Regions from separate parts of the Homo sapiens genome. Here region 2 is linked to region 1. A link is a contact called in ENCODE Hi-C data. All regions are on one chromosome and are shown on one strand. Each heading gives the region's core, a stretch centred on a gene start or an enhancer-like site at or near the end of the contact. The rest is flanking DNA. Distances are from core to core; before and after follow the strand shown. Region 1 has its middle 50 kb from the start of MIR183. Region 2 overlaps LOC105375508 (a long non-coding RNA gene).

Evidence for each region. A loop is a pair of places that touch in the nucleus more often than their neighbours do. Pooled maps may share reads with other maps.
Region 2: a map of naive thymus-derived CD4-positive, alpha-beta T cell shows a loop between it and region 1 (5-fold over the local background). The contact joins two enhancer-like sites. A Hi-C loop is called at or near these places in 2 of 168 maps with a recorded cell type or tissue (K562 and naive thymus-derived CD4-positive, alpha-beta T cell) and 9 of 50 pooled maps.

Annotation. Positions count from the first base shown.
Region 1 is chr7:129,822,560-129,827,394 of GRCh38, forward strand. No RefSeq gene overlaps it. Among named protein-coding and RNA genes, the nearest start is that of MIR183, 50 kb to the left of the region's middle. RefSeq lists silencers at 2,648-2,697, 2,768-2,847, 3,148-3,497 and an enhancer at 3,818-3,867. Within about 2 kb of position 2,857, at least 24 of the 41 ENCODE cell types and tissues checked have a DNase peak (open chromatin) inside an H3K27ac peak, as active enhancers do.
Region 2 is chr7:130,836,400-130,841,234 of GRCh38, forward strand. All of the region lies in intron 3 of LOC105375508 (a long non-coding RNA gene), which reads left to right. It also overlaps the pseudogene LOC100133252. Among named protein-coding and RNA genes, the nearest start is that of MIR29A, 38 kb to the right of the region's middle. Within about 2 kb of position 2,437, at least 4 of the 41 ENCODE cell types and tissues checked have a DNase peak (open chromatin) inside an H3K27ac peak, as active enhancers do.

The sequences.
Region 1 (4,835 bases), core at 1,607-4,106:
ATAATCTCAGCACTTTGGGAAGCTGAGGTGGGTGGATCACTTGAGGTCAGGAGTTTGAGACCAGCCTGGCCAACATGGTGAAACCCTTCTCTACTAAACCATTCTCTACTAAAAATACAAAAAAAAAAAAAAAAAAATAGCTGGGTAGGGTGGTACGCACCTGTACTCCCAGCTACTCGGGAGGCTGAGGCAGAAGAATCGCTTGAACCCAGGAGGCAGAGGTTGCAGTGAGCCAAGATTGTGCCATTGCACTCCAGCCTGGGCAACAGAGTGAGACTTCATCTCAAAAACCAACAAACAAAAAAACAGACTAAAGAAATTTTTATTATGAAAAATGTATAACCTATTTAAAACAGAGAATGGTATAAAGAATGCCACATAGCCGTCATTCAGCTTTAACACATGGCTAACCTTGTTTCTTCTATTACATTCCCACCCCATTATTGGATTATTCTGAAACAAATCTGGACATATAATTTCATCCATAAATTCAGTAAGTATTTCCAACAGGTGATTTTTGAACATATACACTAGTAAATATATACATATGCACAATATCATATAAAACACAATACCTTTATCACAAAACACAATACCTTTCTCACCTATAGAAAAATAATCACCAGGTGTGGCGGCTCACGCCTGTAATCCTAACACTTTGGGAGGCCAAGGCAGGAGGATGGCTTGAGCTCAGGAGTTTGAGACCAGTCTGGGCAACAGGGTGAGACCTCACATCTAAAAAAACCCCAAATAATTACCTGGGCATGGTGGCGTGCGCCTGTGGTCCCAGTTACTTGGGAGGCTGAGGTGGGAGGATCACTTGAGCCACGGAGATTGAGGCTGCAGTGAGCTATGGTTGTGCCACTGCACTCCAGCCTGGGCAATGGAGTGAGATCCTTTCTAAAAAAAAAAAAATCATAATTTATTCATATCATAACATACTACTTATTGTTTAAATTTCCCCAATTGTCTCACAATTTTTTAAAGAGCTGACTTGTTCTAATAAGTTCCAAAAATGCAAGGTCCACGTTACACTAGAACCCCAATTTTATTCAAGGGGGCAATGTGCCCAGGTGAAGAAGTATATTTCCCAACTTCCCCTAAGCAGGGTGTGGGCCTGTGGCTCAGTTTTGCCCATGAGGTTTAAGTGGAAGCGTGGAGGAGGCTTCCAAGACTCCTTAAAAGGAACTGTCAGGCCGTGTGTGGTGGCTCACGCCTGTAATCCCAGCACTTTTGGAGGCCGAGGTGGGTGGATCACTTGAGATCAGGAGTTCAAGATCAGCCTGGCCAACATGGTGAAACCCTGTCTCTACTAAACATACAAAAATTAGCTGAGTGTGGTGGTGGGCGCCTGTAATCCCAGCTACTCTGGAGGCTGAGGCTGGAGAATCGCTTGAACCTGGGAGGTGGAGGTTGCAGTGAGCCAAGATCGCACCACTGCACTCCAGCTTGGATGACAGATGAGACCCTGTCTCAAAAAAAAAAAAAAAAAAAAAAAAAAAAAAAAGGAGCTGTCGGCTGAGAGATGAGCACCTTTTCTCTGGAGCTCCAGCCACTGTATTGAACCATGAGGTGGCCTTCCAAATGGAAGTCAAAGCTAGAATGACAGACAGAAAGAATAGGAAACGAATTTCCCATTCTATTCTTATTTCCAGTCTTTATTATAGAATCATTTAAGATTAGGTTTAGTTGTAATAAGTAGAAAATTAAAAAATTTATAGCAGTGCCTTAAATATGCTACAAATTATTATTATTATTTTTTGAGACAGGGTCACGTTCTGCAGCCCAGACTGGAGTGTAATGTCACAATCTTGGCTCACTGCAGCCTTAACCTCCTGGGCTCAAGTGGCTCTCACACCTTAGCCTCTCTTGTGGTTGGGACCACAGACGTGTGCCATCACGCTGGGCTGATTTTTACATTTTTTGTAGAGACGGGTCTCCCTATGTTGCTCAAGCTGGTCTGGAACTCCTGGGCTCAAGTGATCCTCCTGCCTCGGCCTCCTAAAGTGTTGGGATTACAGGCGTGAGCCACTGTGCCCGGCCTATTTTTCTATCTCACATAAAACTAGTTAAGAGATAAGCAGTATGGGGAAAATACAGTGGTTCCAAAAAACCACAGACTATTAGGTATCTATTGCTGCATAATGGATTACACCCAAAACTTAGAACCTTAAAGCAGCAAACCCGCATTCCCATCTATTTCCCAGTTTCCAAGGGTCAGGAGCCCGGGAAGCTGCTCTCAGGCTGCTGCGGCTCAGGATCGCTGATGAGGCCTGCCGCAGCCATTCTCAGCTGCACCGGGTCCGGGCATCCACAGCCGGCTCACGCGCTGGTGGTCGCCAAGCCTCAGCTCTTGCTGGCTGTTGGTTCAGGGCTTCGGTTCCCAGCCAGGTGGGGCTCTCCAAAGGAGAGGGCAGCTCAAAACAACCCGCTGGCTTCCCCCAGAGCAAGTGATAGGAGACAGGAAGAGGGAGCTAGAGAGAGCCCTGAAGGTGGACGTCGCAGTCTTCACTCAATCAATCTCCGCAGGGAACGCCCTGCAGGCCCAGGTATCCTTCCGGTCCCTTCCTCCTGCCCCTGTGCTCCAGATCCCCCAGGCTCCAGCCCTGCAGCCCGAGCCCCACCCACTATCCTCGCCTCCCGCCCTGCCGCTCGGCCCTCCCGCTTCAGGTCTCTGTCTCTCCCTTTCTCCCTTCCCCTCTCTCTGTATCCTTTACTTTGTGCCTCTGATGCCTGACCTGGCCCCAAGCCAGCACCCCACCATCCCACCCTCTTCCCACCCTGCCCCCCGGCCACGTGCCCCCGGGCCAGCCAGAACGCTGACCCCTCCCCCTGAGTCCACTCCCCGCTCCCCGCTCCCCGCACAGCCCGGGCCACGCCCTACCCGGGTGCCCTCCCTTTACCCAGCTCCTTCCCATCCAGCCGGGTCCTGATCCAGCCCCCTGCTCCAGGATGCCCCCTCCTAGCGGTGTGTGAGGCTTTCATGACCCTTCTTCCTCCTTTCCCGACAGATCAGCGGGGGAGGTGGGCTGAGCCGCCCCTCTCGTCGTCACCCCTGCCTTGGCCGCCCAGCCGTGCTGGGAGAGTTTGGTGGCCGTGGCTGGCACTGCGGCAGTGCCCATGTCAGCTCTGGCGCCTCTACCGAACTCCCTGTTTTGGGGGCTCTTTCCCTACCAGGGTCACGTCGATGAGGAATCTACGTCCCTCCCAGCCCGGTTCCCACCTCTCAGGTGGGGCAGATGCCAGAGGCCTCCCGGGTCCACGCCCGCGGGCCACTTGGACCGCCCTGCCCCGGCCAACCCCGCCCCACCCAGACTCCCGCCCGCGAGCGGGTGCCGAAGCACGAAGCACGTACGCCCCCTGGTGGCCGTGGCGGGGACTGCCGCGCGGACTCCGCAGCCCCGCCCCACCCCGCCCGCCCAGCCCAATCCCACCCGCTCCGCCCTGCTCGCCCCTGCCTGCTCACCTACTGGGCTGCGCTGTCCACGCCTGGAGCCCGGGCAGCTTCAGTTCCGCGGAGGACAGGTGTAACCCACAGAGTGATTCCTTTACCGGGGCCTGCTAGGCTCCGGCCCACGAGGCAGGACTGGCGGCGTTCTCACGTCCTGGAAGTCAAGGCCCCAAGGGGACCGAGGCGCTGCCCAGGCTCCCCTGACTGCCAGCTCCGGCCTGGCCACCCAGTCCGCCCCCAGGGACCGGACTGGGTGCGCCGTCCACCCTTCCAGTACCTGGAACATTCTCCGCGGATTGGGAGGTTCTGGGTTCTGCCCTAGATTCCCAAGCAAAGTTGCTCCTTTGCTCTTGTCACTTGCCAGCTTCGTGGTTTTTGTTTTTTGTTTTTGAGACGGAGTCTCGCTTTGTCGCCCAGCCTGGAGTGCTGTGGCGCAATCTCGGCTCACTGCAACCTCTACCTCCCCAGGTTCAGGCGATTCTCCTGACTCAGCCTAGCTGGGATTACAGATGTGTGCAACCATGCCCGCATAATTTTTGTATTTTTAGTAGAGACGAGGTTTCACCATGTTGGCCAGGCTGGTCTCGAACTCCTGACCTCAAGTGATCCACCTGTCTCGGCCTCCCGAAGTGCTGGGATTATAGGCGTGAGCCACCGCGCCAGGCCTGCTTCTCTAAAGATCCCTGCAGCACGGAGAGGCTGCTAGGGCCCGTGCTTCTGAATAGGTAGCCAGCTGTGGCTATTGATTATCACATTTTTCGTGGTATATAATTTTAATTAATTTTTAATTTTAAAACAAGTGTAAATTGTTCTGCAAAACAACTTTGTTTTGTAGGACTATGCGGCACTTTAAATATTGAAAGTGTAGCGTCCAAATTGAGATGTGCTTTGTGAAATACCCCCTGGATTTCAGAGTTAGCACAAAAATAACGAATCGAAACTATCTCATTCCTTTACTGTGAATTACATGCTGAAATTTTTGTTTGTTTTTTGAAACAGAGTCTCACTCTATTGCCCAGGCTGGAGTGCAGTGGCGTCATCTCGGCTCACTGCAATTTCTGCCTCCCAGGTTCAACTGGTTCTCCTGCCTCAGCCCCCTAAGTAGCTGAAATTACAGGTGCCTGCCACCATGCCCGGCTAATTTTTGTATTTTTAGTAGAGTCGGGGTTTCACCATGTTGGCCAGGATGATCTCTATCTCCTGACCTCAGGTGATCCACCCGCCTCAGCCTCCCAAAGTGCTGGGATTCAGGAGTGAGCCACGGCGCCCGGCCTCACACTGAAGTATTTTTGATATATTGAGTTAAATGAAACATTTAACCTTTTTTAAAAAACGTGGCTACTAGAATGTTTTTAATGATAAATGTAGATCACATTCTATTTCT
Region 2 (4,835 bases), core at 1,187-3,686, 1.0 Mb after region 1:
CATTCTCCTTATCATCAGGAAAGGCAGGGTAATGCTGTGGTAACAGATTGCAGTGGCTTAAAACAACAAAGGTTTACTTCTTGCTCACTGTACATTGCAGGTTGCAGGTTGGCTGAGGACCCCAATCCATGCTGTCCTCACTGTGGGCTGAGGGAACAGCTGCTATCTGGAACAATGCCAGTCACCATGTCAGGGGAAAAGAAGGCTCTGGAGGGCGCAGCAAAGGCAACCAAATGCTTGGCTTGGAAATGACATGCATCATTTCTTTTCTTTTCTTTCTTTTTTTTTTTTGTCTCTGTCGCCCAGGCTGGAGTGCAGTGGTGCGATCTCGGCTCACTGCAACCTCCTCCTGGGCTCAAGCGATTCTCCTGCCTCAGCCTCCTGTGTAACTGGGATTATTGGTGCCCGCCACCACACCTGGCTAATTTTTGTATTTTTAGTAGAGAGGGGGTTTTGCCTTGTTGGCCAGACTGGTCTCCAACTCTTAGCCTCAAATGATCCACCTGCCTTGGCCTCCCAAAGTGCTGGGATTATAGGCATGAGCCACCGTGCCCAGCTAACACACATCACCTCTGATCGCAAGTTATTGGCCAGACTAGTTACATGGCCCTACCCAGCCACAGAGGGCCACAAGAAATAATCATATAGCTGCCCAGAAGATAACCAGCTCTAATGGCTATCACAGATTTTACACTTAAAAAAAAATTTTTTTTTGAGAAAGGGTCTCACTCTGTTGCCCAGACTGGGGTGCAGTGGCGTGATCTCGGCTCACTGCAGCTTGGAACTCCTGGGTTCAAGCAATTCTCATGTCTCAGCCTCCCAGGTAGCTGGGACTACAGGCGCATGCCACCACACCCAGCTAATTTTTGTATTTTCTGTAGAGACAGGGTTTTGCCATGGTGGTCAGGCTGGTCTTGAACTCCTGGGCTCAAGTGATCCGCCCACCTTGGCTTCCCAAAGTGTTGGGATTACAGGCGTGAACCACTGCTCTGGGGCCTCCATCACACTTCTTATATTATTCTGTTTATACAATGTTTTTCTACATGAGAGATAAATTCTATGTAACCATCATCCAGGTTAATAAATAAAATAATTCCAAGGTCTTAGAAGCCTCTCCTTAATGTGCCCTTCCCTCTGTCAAGGAGCTCACCACCATCCTAACTTTGGGGTTAATAAGAGCAATGCTTTTAGTTACAGTTTTACCACCAAAGCATGTATTTTTTTGTTCAGTTTGAGCTATTTTGGACTTATATAAGTGTCAGTATTTTAATTTGTTTCTTTGAATGAATGCAGTGTTTATAAGGTTTATCTATATAGATGAATGTAGCTATTTTTTAATGTATCTATTTTGCCAGGCATGCACCTGTAATCCCAGCTACTCAGGAGACTGAGGCGGGAGGATTGCTTGAGCCCAGGAGTTCAAGACCAGCCTAGGCAATATAGTGAGACCCACTCAATCAAGTAATCAGTCAGTTATTTTTGATAAATAATACATGTATCAATGTTAATGTTAAGGTATATTTGTGTTGTTTTCAGTTTTAGGCTTTTGGAAACAATGCTTCTGTAAATATCCTAGTACCTGTCTCATGGGTGTGAAGTTGCTGAATCGTAGGATGCATGCATGTTCGTCTCTGCTAGATCATGTGACATTGTTTTCAAAAATGATTTAAAATGCGCTCCCAACACTGTGAGTTCCAGCTGCTCCATATGTTTACCAGTGCTTGGTATTGTTGTACATTTTTTTTTTGTTTTGAGACGGAGTCTTGCTCTGTCGCCCAGGCTGGAGTGTAGTGGCGCGATCTCAGCTCACTGCAAGCTCCACCTCCCGGGTTCACGCCATTCTCCTGCCTCAACCTCCCGAGTAGCTGGGACTACAGGCATCTGCCAACTCGCCCAGCTAATTTTTTTTTTTTTGTATTTTTAGTAGAGACAGGGTTTCACCGTGTTAGCCAGGATGGTCTCAATCTCCTGACCTCGTGATCTGCCCACCTCGGCCTCCCAAAATGCTGGGATTACAGGCGTGAGCCACTGCGCCCGGCCTGTTGTACTTTTTAATTTTTGCCAATCTGGTGGGTGTATGATGGTCTCATTTTGTTGTTGCTTTGATAACTAATGAAGTTGACCACCTTTACATATGTTTTTTGTTTATTTCTTTAGTTAGGGTATTCAGTTTATACTTACTGCCCCAGCATAATTATTAAAATGGTCCCCCTTTCATTCTCTAACATGTCTTGGTTTGGACAACACATTGTACGGCACCCTAACCTTAGTGGGGTCCCTCCGCTAACATGGAAATTTCCTTCTTGCTCGTTAGTGTTTAGGATGATGTGGTCTGGCATCTCTGAGGAAAGAAAAAAAAATGGGATAAATACAGAAGATTGAGTAAAAACCAGATGAGAGGGAAACCAAACTCATTAACTGGGATTACTCAGTCTGACTCAGGATGACCATTTCCAAAATAATGTGTGATGGAGCTTTCAAATGGGTACAAAGCAGATGAGTTTGAGCAACATAATCCAGCAGTAAAAGTGAAAGAATTTGTTTACCCATTTCTCAGAAATGACTCAAGGCACGATCATTATTTGAAAGCTGGTCACAGTGTCTGCTGCAACCACTCACTCCCCTTTCAGTCTGTAACAAATCTCTTAAAAGCTGACATGTGAAACCAATAGTATGTTTCTTACCTTGAGATCATCTTGTGAAGTTTCTTACTCTATTTTTTAAAATGTGTTTGTTAGATTTTATTTTCTAAGTAATATTGATTAAAAATATTTATACACCTACTTTTAAGTCCACAGTTTAGCACTCTTATTTGTATGGCTTTAAAAGTTATAGCACAGGGTCTTTACATTAAGGACTGGGGGAAAAGATTCCATTCAAAACAAAGCCTGATAATTATAGACATGTTTTTCTCTGTACTTTATTTTAAATACATTAATTTTTAAACAATGCTCATCTTTTTTTTTATCTGGTGGTAAAATACTAGTGCAACTTTTCATCAAAAGAAAGTTGACCACAGATGTAAATGAATTTTCCCAATTGAAAATTGCCCTTCAGCTGCCACTAAATAAAATTTCTCAACCTAACTTAAGTGAAAAGAACTGGTGGTTGTCATTATAAGTAAAAATATAAAGTATCATAGCATTGTCTACATTGCTCCTTACAATACAAACTTTGAAAGAACCAGAGATGCTTTATAGGAGTTTAGTCGGTTTTGAAAAGGCACGTGTGTGTGTGTGTTTTAATATTCTAAAAATTTTCCCACCACCACTCTTTGTGTTGCAGAGACAGCATCGGTGACTACAGGGCTAGACAAGAACATTTGTTCAGACTAAAGAAAGCCAGAAGCCAAAATTCAGCTGCACAGTAACAATGTACTTTTCATCATGCAGCCTTGTGTTTCCTATATATTTGATTTTCTACTATGCATTAGAATACATAAACTTGTATTCTAATGATTTAAGTTTGATTTCACAATATGGAAAAAATTTGAGGAAGAACATGACCTGGGAAAGAGAAAAGGGAGAACTTTTACCACAATGAACATAGATACATTCGTACCCCACTATATGATAAGAATATAATCCATTTAAGTTACAGAAAAGATCTCTTCAGTTATGGGAAAGATCCCTCTGCTGTGGCATTAAGTTTGGGGAGGGGAATTGACTTGTTCCAACAGAAACAGAAACAACAGGAAATAGCTTAACTTTGGTCCACTTGTCTGTTAGCTGAACGACAGTCATACTGCCTATAATCGGTTCAGAAACCCAACAATTATATTTTAAAATATATTCATGTGTAATTTCATTCTAAAACTGGCATAGCTGTTCTGCCCTCATTCTCTGCCTTTTCAGCTTCAGAATGTGCTGTCAGCACGGTCTCTAATCCTCAGCATCTTCGTGATCTTCCCTGGCAGCCTCAGCATCTGCTTGGCTAGGCTCTGTCTTCTCTTGGGTCATGATTTCTGGGGTCATGTGGACGAAGCCTGCTTCTGGAAGTTCACTTTGTACTTCCACTGGCATCTGATTTTCCCGTTCCACATGCGGCTCCTCTCCGTGTACTTCAGTACCTTCTTCAGGCTGAATTCAGCCCACTGCTAGGTAACTCACTTGGACCTGCTCTGGAAGCTCACTCCTGTGTGTCGGGCACCTGGCTATCCCTGCGTGGTTCTGGGTGGACGTGTTCCACGATCGCTTGTGCTGAATCCACCTGGACCTGAAACAGTGGGAGCACGTGTACCTCCCAGCTTGTTCTATAATATCATTGATGTCACAGGTTCAGCTTGTACCTGTGTTTCTGCTGAAAGAACTTCTCCCATTACTAGACGCTTTGATATATTGTATCACTGAGATGCCTCCTTAATTCATTTCCTTGCATAAACCACAAGTCACATAAAGTACAATGGTTGGGTTTACCTCTAGTATGTATTACTGAGTGATATTTGAACTGGTTCTAGCTGTTAAACACACTGTTGCAGACCTGGCACTCATGAGCTTCTTTCTTCCTTTTTTTGCCCCTACTCATTTGGCATGCAGTGAGGTGACATTTGAGGGGGCTATTTCTAGCAAATTGTTCATGACAATTTGGATATTCAAAAGGTTTTTCACCTGTTCTTTAAAATGTCCAGAATGGTCACACTGTTTCTCACAGTACTGACATACATGAATTTTTCCACCAGTTCTTTGCTTTTTTTTTTTTTTTTTTGAGACGGAGTATCGCTCTGTCGCCCAGGCTGGAGTGCAGTGGCGTGATCTCGGCTCACTGCAAGCTCCGCCTCCCGGGTTCACGCCATTCTCCTGCCTCCGCCTCCCGAGTAGCTGGGACTACAGGCGCCC